Regions from separate parts of the Homo sapiens genome. Here region 2 is linked to region 1. The links are chromatin contacts, found by Hi-C or POLR2A ChIA-PET in ENCODE. All regions are on one chromosome and are shown on one strand. Each heading gives the region's core, a stretch centred on a gene start or an enhancer-like site at or near the end of the contact. The rest is flanking DNA. Distances are from core to core; before and after follow the strand shown. Region 1 holds the start of GANAB (glucosidase II alpha subunit). Region 2 holds the start of CHRM1 (cholinergic receptor muscarinic 1).

Region 1 (3,502 bases), core at 587-3,086:
TGCACCCCTGCACTCCATCCTAGGCAACAGAGCGAGACCCTGTTTCAATAAGTAAACAAACAAATAAATAAATAAATAAAATTTGACAACCTATAATAAGGTAACTAAAGACAGGGTCTATTATACACATTGTATCTAGTTATCTAGCATTAGCTTCAGCATCTGCTTGAAAGCTAAAAGAAAATTACCAGAAATGAGATCACAGAGTGTACTATGATCTCATCACAGGACTCTCCTCCAGCTCCAGAGGAATGTACGAAACAACTGTTCCACAGCAGGCCAGACAGAAAAATGAAGAAAACACTAGGCACTGTGGTTTAATAGGCCAAGCAGAATAAATGCTACCACAAAACTCCATAGCAAGGCATGCGGCACAGGTCCTGCAGTGAGTGACCTGAGTGACTGCAACAGGCACTCTTGGCCACTGACCCACGTCCACCTGCCAAAAGCAGCAGTAAATAGAAGTACAGTGAGTTGAGGCCGGGCGCGGTGGCTCACGCCTGTAATCCCAGCACTTTGGGAGGCCGAGGCGGGTGGATCACGAGGTCAAGAGATCGAGATCATCCTCACCAACATAGTGAAACCCCGTCTCTACTAAAAATACAAAAAAATAGCCAGGCGTGGTGGCGGGTGCCTGTAGTCCCAGCTACTCGGGAGGCTGAGGCAGGAGAATGGCGTGAACCCAGGAGGCGGAGCTTGCAGTGAGCCGAGATCTCGCCACTGCACTCCAGCCTGGGCAACAGAGCGAGACTCTGTCTCTCAAAAAAAAAAAAAAAAGACGTACAGTGAGTTAAATACCCTCTGGGGCCCTATTTGCACAGTCTGTAAAATTGGTTCGGAAAGATGCCAATGGAGATAGGATTCCTAAAGCATCTTTCAGATATGACCTGTTGGAGGGCCCTAAGGAATTCACGGCGGCCTTGACCACCCCAAGAGAGGTGTTCATAGGCCAAAGTCAGGAATAAGCTGCAGGGCAAGTTGCACGCATTTATTGTTTCAGATCACAGGCTCCGAGGGAACTGAGTTTATGATCCACGCTTTCTTCATCGCTTTGGAGAGTACACGCCTACCCCACCCCAGTATATCCGTTAGGTCCTAGTAAACATTTGTGGCACTGGTGATATGTTTCGAATCTTTTTTTTTCCCCAGTAATATAAACCCGAGAGCGTGGACCAAGCCATTCGATTACATGTTGTGTTTGAGCAACACCATCCACGCCGTGAGCTTACTGGACCCTGGGCCGTGCCCAGCGACCGTGGACACTGAACTAAGCCAGAGCTGGTGCTCACGTGAAGACAAGGGCAGAGGAGGATTCGGAGCTCTACAGGGTAGAGCCAGAAGGGTAGTACAGGCTTAACTGCTGGCCCGGTGCTTCCAGCTCAGCCGAGGGGCCGCGGGGCCGCAGGCTGCATTCCCCGAGGCCAGGCCGCATCTTTTCCCCCGCCCCGACGACCCCGCGCACTGCAGGAAGGGGGCGGCGACGTTGACCGCCGCAAGCAGCCAAAGGAGGGCGGCGGCTGAGAGCGGCCAAGACCAAGAAAGACGCACAGCTGTGGCTTTACTAAACCGCCGGGCGGGAGCCCGGAGCCCCACAGGCAAGGCCCCCAGCGTCGCTCGGATCTACCACGGGGAGACCGGAGGCGTCTGAGGCCGCCTCCAGAGGAACAAAGGTTCCTCACGAGGCCGGGGGTGGCAGAGTGTCAAGAGACACACAGGAAGGAGTGGAATGGGACTTGGGGGATCTGGGGGCGTCCCGGGCGCGCCCCCAGATTCCGGGCTCCTCACCGCCTCCTACGCGCCGCCACTGCCGCTACCGCCGCCATCTTGTGCAGAGTTTGCTCCTTGACCCCAAACCTCCCGCCCCATCGCGCGCGCTCAGCCACGTATCCTAGTTCCCGCCCCTTCCGGCCTTATGATTGGTTCGACCTGAGCGCCGCCGGGCAGCTGTCTCATTGGTAGAGTGCGCACTCCAAATTATCGCAGGGGGCGGGGCTTCAGGCCAGGGGCGGGAACGTCCAGAGCCAGGCGCTGTCAGACTTTGCACGCTCTCAGCATGACAGAAGCACTGGACTGGTTTTCTCAAGTTGGCAAATTTTATTTAGAAAAAAAAAAGTGGGAGAGAAAAAAGTGACAGCGCTCTTTAGACCAAGGACTTAGAAGAGAAACCTCCACCCTTCCGGAGCACGTTAGTCCCTTCCCTCTCTCACTGCTCAACCTCCCTGGGCTTCCAGAGCAAGAAAAGGCTACGTCCCCTGTCGAAGGAGAGTGGACGGTGAAGGTGCCTGGAAACGGCCAGAGAAAAGACCTAGGCGGTCGATGTTGCGGTGGAGGACACTGTGCAGCACAGCCAGATGGGGTCCACCCTCACCTCCACCCTCCCTGGAGAAGTCCCGAATGAAGCGACCCCGCTCTGATTGGAAGATGAACTTCTGAGGCAAGGGCCCATGCTCCCGGAGAAAACCCCAGACACTGAGCAGCAGCAGACGCACCTCGAAAGGTGCCAGTTGGCTAAATACTTCATGCATATTACCCAGGGCCGGAGGCAGGAGGCTTCCCTCAGCCATGACAGCCACTAAGGTGCAGGATGCCTCCAGGTGCCAGGGGGAGTGGGTCGTGTCAGGGTGGCGAGAGGCTTCCCAATGGCCCAAGAGGGCGGCCAGCAGCCCCCGAAGCAGCACGGAACAGTAGCACAGGGCTGGGGGTGCAGCTGCTACCAGCTTTAACAGCTCAAAGAGCAGGGGCTGTTCGCGGAAGCGCCGGCCAATGCGGAGATCCCGCTCCACGGTGGCCCGGGCGTGTTCCTCGGGGGGCCAGGCCAGCTCTGCACCAGCTGCATCGGGACACACACTCTCCACCAAGGTCACTGCCACTGCTTTGGCTGCCTCTGGACTCAAGATGGGTGCCCCCCAGCATTCCCCACATTCAGTGCCCCCTGGGGCACTGCAGCAGTGAACCAGGAGGCTGAGGAGGCTCTGGGTGTTATAGATCACTTCCTGCTGATTTCGTGACTGGACAAACTTGGGTGGCTTTAAGCCACGGCCGATGACTCCAGCATGGAAAACTGACCAAATCCCTCCAGGACCTGGCACAGCTGCAGTGTGCCTCCGGTTAGTGTCCAACAGGGAGGCAGAAGCCAAAGAAGCTGAAACAACTGAGAGAGTCTCATTGTCCCCATCTACTTGCCCACCAAACAGTTCTGTGTTGCCTCGATGTAAGGCTCCTTCAACCAGCAGCTGCAGGACAGCCTTGAGCCCAGCTGGGGATGTCTGAGACAGGCGGGTGAGAAGCTGACAGGCTGAGGCCACACCTGGGGGTCCATGCAGCCTCAGAGAGGCAAAGAAGCGGTGCACCCCAGCCCTTACCAGTCCCAGGAGCTGGGAGGGGGATAAGGCTTCAGAAGGAAAGGGACAAATGGCCAGGAGAGAGGCAGCAGCTTCAGCTACTTCCTCCTCAGGATGTAGCAGGAGAGGAGCCAGGTCAGACAGATGGGCTGAGGCAGATT
Region 2 (3,502 bases), core at 453-2,952, 270 kb after region 1:
CCAGCGCAATTCACCCACCTCTCCCCGCCTGCTGGGAGCCCAAGCTTCTGCGTCTCAGAGCTTACTGCGCCCCCTGCTCTCCCACCCCATCTTCCTGCTCATGGAGGCGGCAGCGCAGTGTTGTGCTGAGGATGCGGAGAAGGGGTCCGAGCCCCAGCTGGATCCCTACATATCCCTTCTCCGACCATGAGCATGTCCCTTTCCCTTTCTCAGCCTCAGTCCCTCCATACAATAGAAAGCCTCCTTTCTAGGTCTGACATGACCTCTGGTTAGCCCCTTCTTGACACTTTGGACTCCCCATTACACTTCAGAATCCAGTTCTCAGAACTCCAACCGCCAGCTGTCAGCTGCGAGCCAAGACCCACATCTTCTGCAGCCCATTTCACTATCTCCTTCCCTTTCATATCTCAGCCGCGATAGCGACTGCAGCTTGCCTGGTGGCTGAGGTCAGAGGGCAGAGAACTCTCATCTGACAGCCCACTGAACAGCTGATTACCCTGAGAAAGGAGACTGTCTGGCTACTGGAGACTGCCTGACTCCTTCCAGCCAGTTGGGCAGGGGTCTTGGGTCAGTCTGGGTGGAGCTGCAGGTGTGTTTTGTGCAAAGATGTGAACCCCTCTCCATTGGCTCTGATAACCTCTAAGCTGCACATGTCTGGATGACCTAATGAGAGCTGACGACCCCCTCCCCAGCTGGCCTGCCCAGGAGCTGACAACTCTACAAGCATCAGAGTTCCTGGCCCCTAGCCCATCCCCATGTTGTGCAGTCTGCGGGCACTGGGGTGAGTACCTGGCGTGGGTGCCCATTGGTATCCATGCATTGCCTGGATATAGGACTGAGACCCACCCTGCGGGAGCCCAAGATACTAGAAACATAAGGAGGGTCCTCTGGGCCCCTGCGCACGTCAGGGCCACCTTCCCTGGCTAGTGTGGCCACCCACATGCCCATTTGTCCCCAAAGAGCCCTGGGGCTCTTTGCCTGGTCTCCTGCTGGCTTCTGGCCTGACACCCACCTTGGCTTCTAGCTTCTCTATCTGGCCAGCAGCCTGATTCAGTCCATCTTGGGGGAGCTGAGGTGGACGGGGGTGGTGGGTTTCAGGGTGCCCTGAGGGAGGACAGGAGGTTCTGGGACTGGCACCCCCATCAAGATGGGGGTCAACCTCCCACAGGATGCTGGTGGCAAGGGCTGCTTCCTGGCCCTTTGCCCTTCCCACTCTGCCCCTAGGGTGTTGGGGGTTCTGCTTGCTACCAGGCAGCCTAATCCCTTCTGGGCCTCAGGTCCAGTTTCCTGAGGGGGATCTCCATCTCCTCTGCCAGCAGAAGCCCAGAAAAACATCAGCTATATCCACTCAAAGCCAGGAGGCCGAGTGTTTGGAGCAGTCAGTGTTCAATGCTACAGAGCCCCCTTGCCCTCTAGACCCCTCCCTGGCCTCCTCCTATCTCTGTGAGTCCATCCCTATTTCCATCTCATCCTGATCCCTGCCCTCCCCCGCTCCCCAGGACCCTCCTACCCTCTACCTTAGTGCAGCCCCTCCCAAGCCCTCCCAAATGTACTCACCACGGGGCTGAAGAGGGGTCTGTAGGGTCCTCAGCCCCACTGCCTCCCTGGGGGCCTGCGGCGTCTCCAGGGACCCAAACACCTGGCTCCCAGGGGGAGCTGCGCCCTGTGCTGGCAGCGGGAGAGGCACAGCCAGTGATTGGCATGTCCCACCCCCTGGCACGCCAGCCTTAGCGGGGAGGGAGAAAGGGAAAGAGAGGGAGGGAGGAAAGGGAGAAAAGGAAGGGAGGGGAGCTGGAGGGAAGCCTCAGGCAGCGTCTGGGGTTGGACTAGGTTCTGGAGTGTGCCCCCCTCCTTCACCAGGGCACCCAATTTGAGCCCCAAGAGGGAGGAGAAAGGACATGAGGAAGGCGAGCCCAGGAAGGCTAAAAGTCCCGGACGGGAGAGAAGGCGGATACAGGGAGACAAACACCCACACCCACTGCACAGACCCGGCGGCACACACACCCTCACAAAGGCACACTGTTTCCTTGGGCTCCTCCCCCCACCCAACCTTAGAGCCCCCAGCCCCTGTGCACCATGCCCCAACACACATGCCCTGGTATTCACATGCCTGCTTCCCTCGCACACACGCCCTCCCCCCTGCACATGCCCACGCACCCACCCACCCAACTACACACCCTGCTCTTCCTCCCTGCTGTGAGAGAGCTAGATTCCTTCTGTTTGGAAATGACACATTGGGCCTCACGTGAGAGGCTCCAACTTGGAACAGACCCAGAGGGCTGGCGCACCCGCCCGGGGGCTGAGTGAACGTGCCCGCATGCTGGGCTGTGTGCGCTAGCATTGGGCTATGCATAGCCTGTTGTGAGGGTATATGGGTGTCTGCTTTTCGGGGATGAGTAGAGGGCCAGGTGCCTGCCCCATGTGCGGCTGAGTGCCTTGCATATGTGTGTCCCTGTGTACTCATGTCACCATGCAGCCTGTGTAAGTGCAGGTGTGACCCTATCAGTCTGGAGGCAGGACGCGTGTGCACACGTGTGTCTGTATCTGATGTGTGGCTGAGTGTTGCCCAACTGTGGAACTTGCTAATTCTGACAAGTGAGGCAGCCTCTACCTGCCTGCTCCACCCCAAGCTTCCACTTGGAAGACAGACAGGCAGACAGACAGCTCTCCTCCCAGCTTGTCAAGCTCTGTCTCCCCTGACTCCCACTCAGGGCTCACAGGTGTGTACCTGGGAGGAGATGAGCCCTCCTCCCAATCTCCCTCAGCCCTACTGGGTGAGGCCAGCATCCCTCCCTGCCAGGCTGGTCTGGACTTCTGTGTTGAGCTTCCTCAGAGATAGAACCCCTGGGGGGCCGTTTGCCCTAGAGATGTGGGTCCTGCACCGCCTCTGTTTGGCCCTAGAGACCTCCCCGGGAGCTGACTGGGGAGGAGAGTTGGAGGCTGCAGGGACTGCCTTCTGGGGCTGCTGTGTTCTTTGCCCACTGGGCTGTGTCGAAGTCTTGGGGTGAGAGGTGGGAAGGAATGGGAGCATCAATTATCCCCATTTTGTAGGTGAGAAATCTGAAGAGCAGAGGTATGATTAGCATGTGGTGGGCAGGTGTTTGGGCTCAGGTCACTTGGCTCTAAGCCCAGGGCTCTGGAGTCTGGGGCAGGGGTTTCCCCTACTCATTTCCCCACCAAGCGCCGCCCCCCGCCCCCACAACCCCGCCAATGCTGGTGCCTGAGGGTAACCTGGGGCTTTCTCACCCAGGAGCCCAGTTGGCCAATGGAGCCAAGTGGAGCTGAAACTGGAGTTCCTGGGGTTTGGTCAGCAGCTACTGGTGGGCACACGTGGCAGGTACATGTGGGGGCATCTGTGCTTCTCAAAGCCAGCTGGGGTTCCAGCAGGCACCCAGTCCTCCTCCCTGCTGAAGTCAAGCAGACGCTGCAGCTTGGAGAGAAATCTAAGTGAGCATCCCCTTTCCATCCCAGGGTCACCCAGCCGGTCAGGGTTGGGTCAGAA

What was found. Hi-C counts contacts between places; a loop is a spot of excess contacts on that map. ChIA-PET counts read pairs that join two places held with the same protein, here RNA polymerase II (POLR2A). Pooled maps may share reads with other maps.
Region 2: a loop to region 1 is called in a pooled map, with 5 times the contacts of the local background. The contact joins the promoter of CHRM1 here to the promoter of GANAB in region 1. A Hi-C loop is called at or near these places in 2 of 50 pooled maps. POLR2A ChIA-PET finds 5 or more read pairs at or near these places in 2 of 52 experiments (HEK293 and activated CD4-positive, alpha-beta T cell).

What each region holds. Positions count from the first base shown.
Region 1 is chr11:62,644,777-62,648,278 of GRCh38, forward strand. It overlaps GANAB (glucosidase II alpha subunit), which reads right to left and starts at 1,837. Exons shown (of 24, transcript NM_198334.3): 1 at 1,786-1,837. The coding sequence starts at 1,823. INTS5 (integrator complex subunit 5) reads right to left here. Exons shown (of 2, transcript NM_030628.2): 2 at 2,072-3,502. The coding sequence ends at 2,244. RefSeq lists enhancers at 36-843, 1,159-1,318 and a silencer at 1,929-2,008.
Region 2 is chr11:62,919,661-62,923,162 of GRCh38, forward strand. It overlaps CHRM1 (cholinergic receptor muscarinic 1), which reads right to left and starts at 1,703. Exons shown (of 2, transcript NM_000738.3): 1 at 1,558-1,703. It overlaps LOC105369333 (a long non-coding RNA gene), which reads left to right and starts at 500. Exons shown (of 5, transcript XR_002957251.2): 1 at 500-781. RefSeq lists an enhancer at 2,027-2,561.